Regions from separate parts of the Homo sapiens genome. Here region 2 is linked to region 1. A link is a contact called in ENCODE Hi-C data. All regions are on one chromosome and are shown on one strand. Each heading gives the region's core, a stretch centred on a gene start or an enhancer-like site at or near the end of the contact. The rest is flanking DNA. Distances are from core to core; before and after follow the strand shown.

What was found. Hi-C counts contacts between places; a loop is a spot of excess contacts on that map. Pooled maps may share reads with other maps.
Region 2: a loop to region 1 is called in a map with no recorded cell type, with 8 times the contacts of the local background. The contact joins two enhancer-like sites. A Hi-C loop is called at or near these places in 4 of 37 single-sample maps with no recorded cell type and 4 of 50 pooled maps.

What each region holds. Positions count from the first base shown.
Region 1 is chr4:105,593,297-105,596,734 of GRCh38, reverse strand. The region is part of intron 2 of ARHGEF38 (Rho guanine nucleotide exchange factor 38); the gene reads right to left. Among named protein-coding and RNA genes, the nearest start is that of ARHGEF38-IT1, 33 kb to the right of the region's middle. Within about 2 kb of position 1,919, at least 3 of the 41 ENCODE cell types and tissues checked have a DNase peak (open chromatin) inside an H3K27ac peak, as active enhancers do.
Region 2 is chr4:104,965,217-104,968,654 of GRCh38, reverse strand. No RefSeq gene overlaps it. Among named protein-coding and RNA genes, the nearest start is that of TET2, 180 kb to the left of the region's middle. Within about 2 kb of position 1,839, at least 11 of the 41 ENCODE cell types and tissues checked have a DNase peak (open chromatin) inside an H3K27ac peak, as active enhancers do.

The DNA of each region.
Region 1 (3,438 bases), core at 670-3,169:
AAGCTGCAGTTCCTGTTGTATAGGACGGCAATGGGCTCACTCTGGTGAAGGAAGAGCCATGAAAAACACAGCAAAGGGATATACAAGTTTCACTGAATACTTTAGCAGTAAATATAGCTTAAAATGCATAGGAAGTCAATGGGACTTTGGCTATCTCTTTATTATATATAAATTTTCATTGTATTATGGTCTTTGAACAGTATTTTTATTATTATAGTACATCTATATTCCCCTCCTCCCTGTCTCCTTTCAGGGATACTTGGATCTATACTGTGTTCTCAGGGAGTTGGTGAGCCCTCCTCACACGCAGCCTTCTCTGACAGGGTTGGTATGATGGCTGACGCTACAGCAACTTGGTTTGGGGTGGGGGGCACAAGCAGGAAGCTGAATGCCTGAGCCCTGGAGTGCCTTCCCTCCCTTGCTCCTTTGAAAAAGCGGCCAGCTAAGAATTTTCCCTCCCTAACTCCCTCTCTTTTGTGTTTCCCTATCCCAGGGCTTTCCTCACCCACTTTGGACCCTGAGGGAGAGATTTTGTAGGATGTCACACAGAACCATTGCTCAATATACTCCCCACCATCCTGACATTGAAACAGCCCACTGCTAACCTAGGTATGACTGATAACACTGGTAATAGGCACCATTTTACATTCAAGGACTCTGAATTGAGAGAGAGCATGAACATCAAATTTATGGTCCCTTATTTTAATAAGTTTTTTTAAATTTTCAATTTCATATTTGTTATTTGTGGCTGAAAATAAAATGTGTAAATATATAGTTGTCATCAGGGGAAAATATTCCATAATGGCATACAGTCAACCCTCTGAATCCTTGAGTTCCATGTCTATGGAATCAGTCCTCTGTGGATCAAGAATATTTTTTAAAATGCATCTGTATTGAACAGACTCTCTTTCTTATCATTATTCCCTAAACAATATAGTATAACAACAATTTAGATGGCATTTACATTGTATTAGGTACCATAAATAATCTAGAGATGATTTAAAGTATACAGTAGGATGTGTGTAGGTTATGTGTAAATGTAACCATTGCATTTTACGTCAGACACTTAAGCTTCCATGTATTTTGGTATTCTTGGTGGATCCTGGAGCCAGTGCCCCGTAGATACTGAGGGACAACTGTGTATGGTATAATTCCTATTCCAGAAAATATTTCAGTATGTTTGTATAAACAATAAGCCAAAATAATTATTGTGCTTATTTCTAAGTGGCAAGACTACAGGTGATTATTTTCCTCTATATATTTTTTCTAGTGAAAATTATTTATATAATGTTGCCATATAGTATATCAAAATTTTAACAGAAAATTCCAACTGAATTCCTGTCAATACAAAATTATATATATTTTAAACCATTTTTTAGAAAACACAAATTTTTGAGCATAAGGCACATGATTAAACCAAATATGAGTAAATTCAAAATAAATACACATAACTTTCTTGTTATAGAAATAAAATCTACCAAGTGTGCATTCAAACACATACACTTGAAATATCATTGGATGGGTAAAAAGATGCTGGTAATGGAGTTTGCCTCTAGGGGAGGAAACCGAGTAGCTGAGGAATTCTATAGCCCCCTTGAGATCTTTGGTAGATTTGCACTATGTGAATTTTAGCAACTGAAAATAATTAAAAAACAAAGAAAAATAAAAATAAGTACAGTACTCAAATTCCTCCAGCTATTCCTTTCAATCACTTTTTGCCCTTTCCATTGTTAGATTAGTCTACTCTAGTTTGATTTACTTTGACTTATAGCCAAAAACATAGAGTATCTCTCACTGCCCTGTTTGGATAATAAATAACTAGAACCTGTTTTCCCACTAAATGTTTCAACACTAACTGATGTGGATAACGTTTGCCTTCTTTGCAAAACCTCTCACAGTGCTGCTATTAAAGAAGATGTGTAACTGCTGAGTTTGATGTATTATCAGTTCGGTAAAGGTCTGACATAGAAAAGCCTTGAAGTTAAGATTAAAGTTTACAGCACGATTGTCACAGAACAGTTGTCAGTCAAGGGCTAGATCTAATCACTCATTTGTACACTGATTCACTCATACAAGGTGACTCAGTTAAGCCAGGAACTTCTGGTACTTTCCTCAGTTTTCAACTTCCTTCATCCAATTTTCACTTAAATAAAATGACTTGTTTTGTTTTGTTTTTACTGGGAGTGGTCTGAGTTTGATTTTGTATAGAGAAAAGATGATGAATCCGATGATACCCAAATTCTCTCCTAGCTTAACCTGTAGTTGTAAAATATTTATGTTGCCCCAGGTTTAGCTAAGCTTGGTTTACAGATTATTGCTATAGTTATCTGAAAACTGTATGTGTTAATCTACACATTTTGACAGTGATGACAGGTGGTTTGTGCTCAAAGACACTGGTAGTTAAATGTCCAGAAGGGAAGTGAGAACAGGAAAGAACTAACGAACATTGAAAAGGTAGTGAACTGAATGAACTGGTGGTGTCAACTAACTACCTCAGCACTCATATAAACGCTGATAAGAGTCATATGAGTACCCGAACATTTATTTACTTAATCAAAGGTTAAAAGTTTTGAGAAGTGGGAAAAAGGCAGATCTGACATGAGAATTCTGAGAACCTTAAGAGAATTGCTATTACCTTAGTGGAGAGAACTAATAGAATGAAATTAAAGTCCACAATGAGGAAGGCAGAGAGCAGACAGCATTGAAAGATAGCTAAATAACAAGGTCAAAGTGTGAAAAATCAACAACCTATAAACAATTCAAATAAAACAACCTAGAAAATGTGAGTTAGAATTTTGAGAATTGTAATTCACAGTATTGAGAGCAAAAGCCAAATGTGCCAAATAAACGACCATAAATGTTACCATAATGGAAAAGTTTTACCTGGCATGGTCTAAGACACCAATTCTGAGAACTGCTTATAAGAGTTTCATAGGAAGCCAAAAACAAGTAAAGAAAAATAACAAAAAGTAAAAGCACAAAAAAGAATTGGAGAAAATATATAAGAATACAGCTATCAATGACATTCATTTTAGCGGGGCTAGTTTGACTCACCAATGTAGCAGATTATTTAAATTGGCAACATTTTCATATAAGGTAAACTTAGTCCATTTGATACAAATGTGGACTAAGAATTCAAAGAAAGACTTTTCTTGTATATTTGATGTTTTTGTCTGTCTGTTTATTTGTTTCTTCTGGAGACAGGGTCTTGCTCTGTCTCTCAGGCTGCAGTACAGTGGCGTGATCATGGCTCACTGCAGCCTCAACCTCCTGGGCTCAAGTGATCCTCCCACCTCAGCCTCCTGAGTAGCCTGGACTACAGAAGCAAGCCACTACACTTGGCTGTTTTTTTTTAAATAGGGATGAGGTCTCCCTATGCTGCCCAGGCTGGTCTCGAACTCCTGGCCTCAAGCAATCCTCCTGGTTGTGCTGATCTTT
Region 2 (3,438 bases), core at 590-3,089, 630 kb after region 1:
TATGTGGAAGGTGCACACAACTTGTTCTGTAAATACTAATGAGGGAGAGGATTGGGACATAGGGTATGTTTATAAGGATGGAGAAACTCCCAAATTCATGATACAAAATTTTTGATTTTTGAGAAAACTTATTTCTGATATTCTAGGATTTATAACATGTTCCTACATGTTAATTTCTCAGTGGGTTGTCTCTTCCATTTAATTTATAATTTAATAAGTTGACTTAATTTATTCTATAGAACAAGTTCTATAATCTTATATTATTGAAATTTTCTTGGACTTAGTTTCCTCATCTTATTACATACTATTCCCTATGTAAATGTAATCATTGTCCAGCAGAACATAAAAAAAAGTGTTGAATATTTTACATGTACTGAGTTTAAGGGGGGAAAAAGAATGATTTTAACTAAGGTAAGTTGTTTAGGGAAGGCAGGAGAATGACTAGGTTCATTGATTTTCCAATATCATAACTTTATCTGTACATATGATAATTTTATTGGATTATGTCTACCCAAATTCACAGCTGAGAAAATATTTCAGATTAATATCAGATATTATTCAGGGCAATTGGACAGAAGCACACTTATTCATCTTGATGGAAAAAATGAATTTAAGGGGGCCTCTTCTCTTGGAAGTTTATTCGTTTTCTATCCAGTGTGAATTAATCAGAATAAAACTTTTAAAAAATCTGAAAAAAATGTTTAAACTCTTTTTAAATATATATTTGATTTTTAAAATTTGCAAATGGGTAAATATTTTTAATTTTTAATTTTTTTTTTTTTTTTGAGACGGAGTTTCCCTCTTTTGCCCAGGCTGGAGTGCAGTGGCAGGATTTTGGCTCACTGCAACCTCTGCCCCCCAGGTTCAAGTGATTCTCCTACCTCAGCCTCCTGAGTAGCTGGGATTATAGGCACCTGCCACCACGCCCAGCTAATTTTTATATCTTTAGTAGAGACGAGGTTTTTGCCATGTTGCCCAGGCTGGTCTCAGACTCCTGACCTCAGGTGATCCACCTGCCTCGGCCTTCCAAAGTGCTAGGATTACAGGTGTGAGCAACCTCACCTGGCCTATTTTTATTTATTTTTTTAACATTTATTTTAAGTTCAGGGGTACATGTGCAGGTTTGTTACCTAGGTAAACTTGTACTTTTTAACTTTGAGGAACCGTTTTCCATAATGGCTATACTAATTTACATTCCCACCAACAGTGTACAAAGTTTCCTCTTCCACTGACATCCTGCGTGGTCTGTGTTCTTTGAATGGAGACCAGGGACCAGGAACTAGTCTGCAGTGAGCAGGGTGTGAGGCCAAGGCACAAATCACGTGTGTGTTTATATCTGTATAACAAGAAAATGTGCCGCAGGCAGTTTTAACTTGTCTAGTCCCTTTCTTTACTCTTGAAAAACCAGTCCTAGAGTACTTTGGGGAAGAAGCCCAGAGTGGCAATTAATGTTATTCACCCTCCTCCCACTCTGTAAATATGGGCTTTTCCCATGGTTAAGCAGAGGCTGTTTATTAATTTTTTCCTGTACTTTCTCCCTCAGTGATCTCCTGCACTCGTGTGTCCCCATGAATGTGCCCAGCTGTGTGTTAGTCCAGTAATTGCTGTGCTTTAAAGCATCTTTTCTTCTCCCCCTTGAATTAAATCTGTCAATTGTGAACCAGTAAACCAGTTTTCTCAAGAATTTTCAGTGGTTTCTTATAAAATTAGGCCACCAGTACTTTCACTCTTTGTCAATCAAAAGGAGGAAATTCAAGCGAAGTCAAGGTGCATATGTTAGTGAAAACTGAACTCCGGATTGGATGTCAGGTTCTTGTTTCAGCTCTGCCTTTAACAAGCTGGGTGGTGTTGTGCAACTTAGTTTCCTTATTACTAGCATGGAGGGGTGGGACTAGAAGACTTCTAGTTTCCTCCCAGCTCAATGAAAGCAAAGAATGCTTTCTTCTTAAGTTTTATTAGTGTTTCTCAGTATTTCTTTAACCTTCCGTGGATGAACTGCCTGATACACTGGAAGTGCACAAATAGATTTAAAAGTTTCACTTATGAGGTAGGTAATTAGGTTTTATCCAGTTGCTTACAGCATGCTAGGTATTGAGGGGAAAGTTAACTAGTTTTATCAGCCCCTGGTTTGAGTAAGTAGTAGTCAGTGTTTTGAGGAGTTGGGACTAGAAGAAAGAAAGGAGATTTGTTAAAAAATAAAGGTGGGCTGCTGTGTACCTAAGCAAGGACATCAACCTTCAGTTATCAAACAATAATAATTCACAGAATGGTTTTCAGAAAATCTAAACATAGCAATTAAAAATTTCAAGCTGAGATTTGAAGAAATCTGGAAGTTTATCCTTCTGTCTCAGGAAGATTTTATATTTCTGTTTTAGCATTTGAAACTCCAGCTCCTGCCGAATGCTTCTGGTTTCAGAGAGCTCACAATATTATAAGTCCAACTGTTTTGTTTCCAGTGTTGATACACTTTACATGGGTACTGTGTTTTCCAGAGAGTGGAAAAGCACTTTGATTATATACAATACTCATGTGTGTATGATGGGAAAAGATAGTCACTCTATTTTCTTTTTTAGGGGAAGATTAACATTCAACTAAAGGATACTCTGAATGATCATTCTACTTGTGCATCTGACAGGTTAGAAACAGACTGCGAGATTACAATATATTACTACTAATTATTTCTCATATTTTCAACCTTGATATGAGCTATTTTATGATAAGCCCTTGTCTCCAGGAACCTGGAAGTTTCAAGAGCTCTAAAACAATCATTCATAGCAGACTTCTTTACCGTGAGGCTATTCCTGTGTTCATGTTAAGATCACATCATTCTGAGGAACATGGCTCAAAAGAATTAATTTCAAGAATAAGTAACATTGTCTAACATTCTGGCCGTAGAAGTGTTTTCTCTTCCTATATCATGTTTTCCACTTGCGAGGAAAATTTTTAATGAAAAACACTTTGGCAGCAAAAAGAACAAAGCTGGAGGCATTGTACTACTTGCCTTCAAAATAGTATAGTAATCAAAACAGCATGATACTGGCATAAAAACAGACACATAAACCAATGGAACAGAGTAGAGAGCCCAGAAATAAATCCACATATATATGGCCGTTTGATTTTTGACAAAGATGCCAAGAAAACACAGTGGGAAAAGGTCAGTCTCTTCAATAGATAGTGTTGACAAAACTGTGTATCTACGTGCAGAATAAAAATGGTCCCTTTTCTCACCATATACAAAAGTCAACTCAAAATGGATTAAAGATTTAGATGTAAGATATGAACATGTAATAATACTAGCAGAAAACATAGGGGAAAACTCTATGACATTGGCCTGGGTAATGATTTTTTTAATATGACCCAAAAGCATAGGCAAGGAAAGCAATAATAGACAAATGGGATTATACCAAACTAAAAAGCTTCTGCATAGCTAAGGAAACA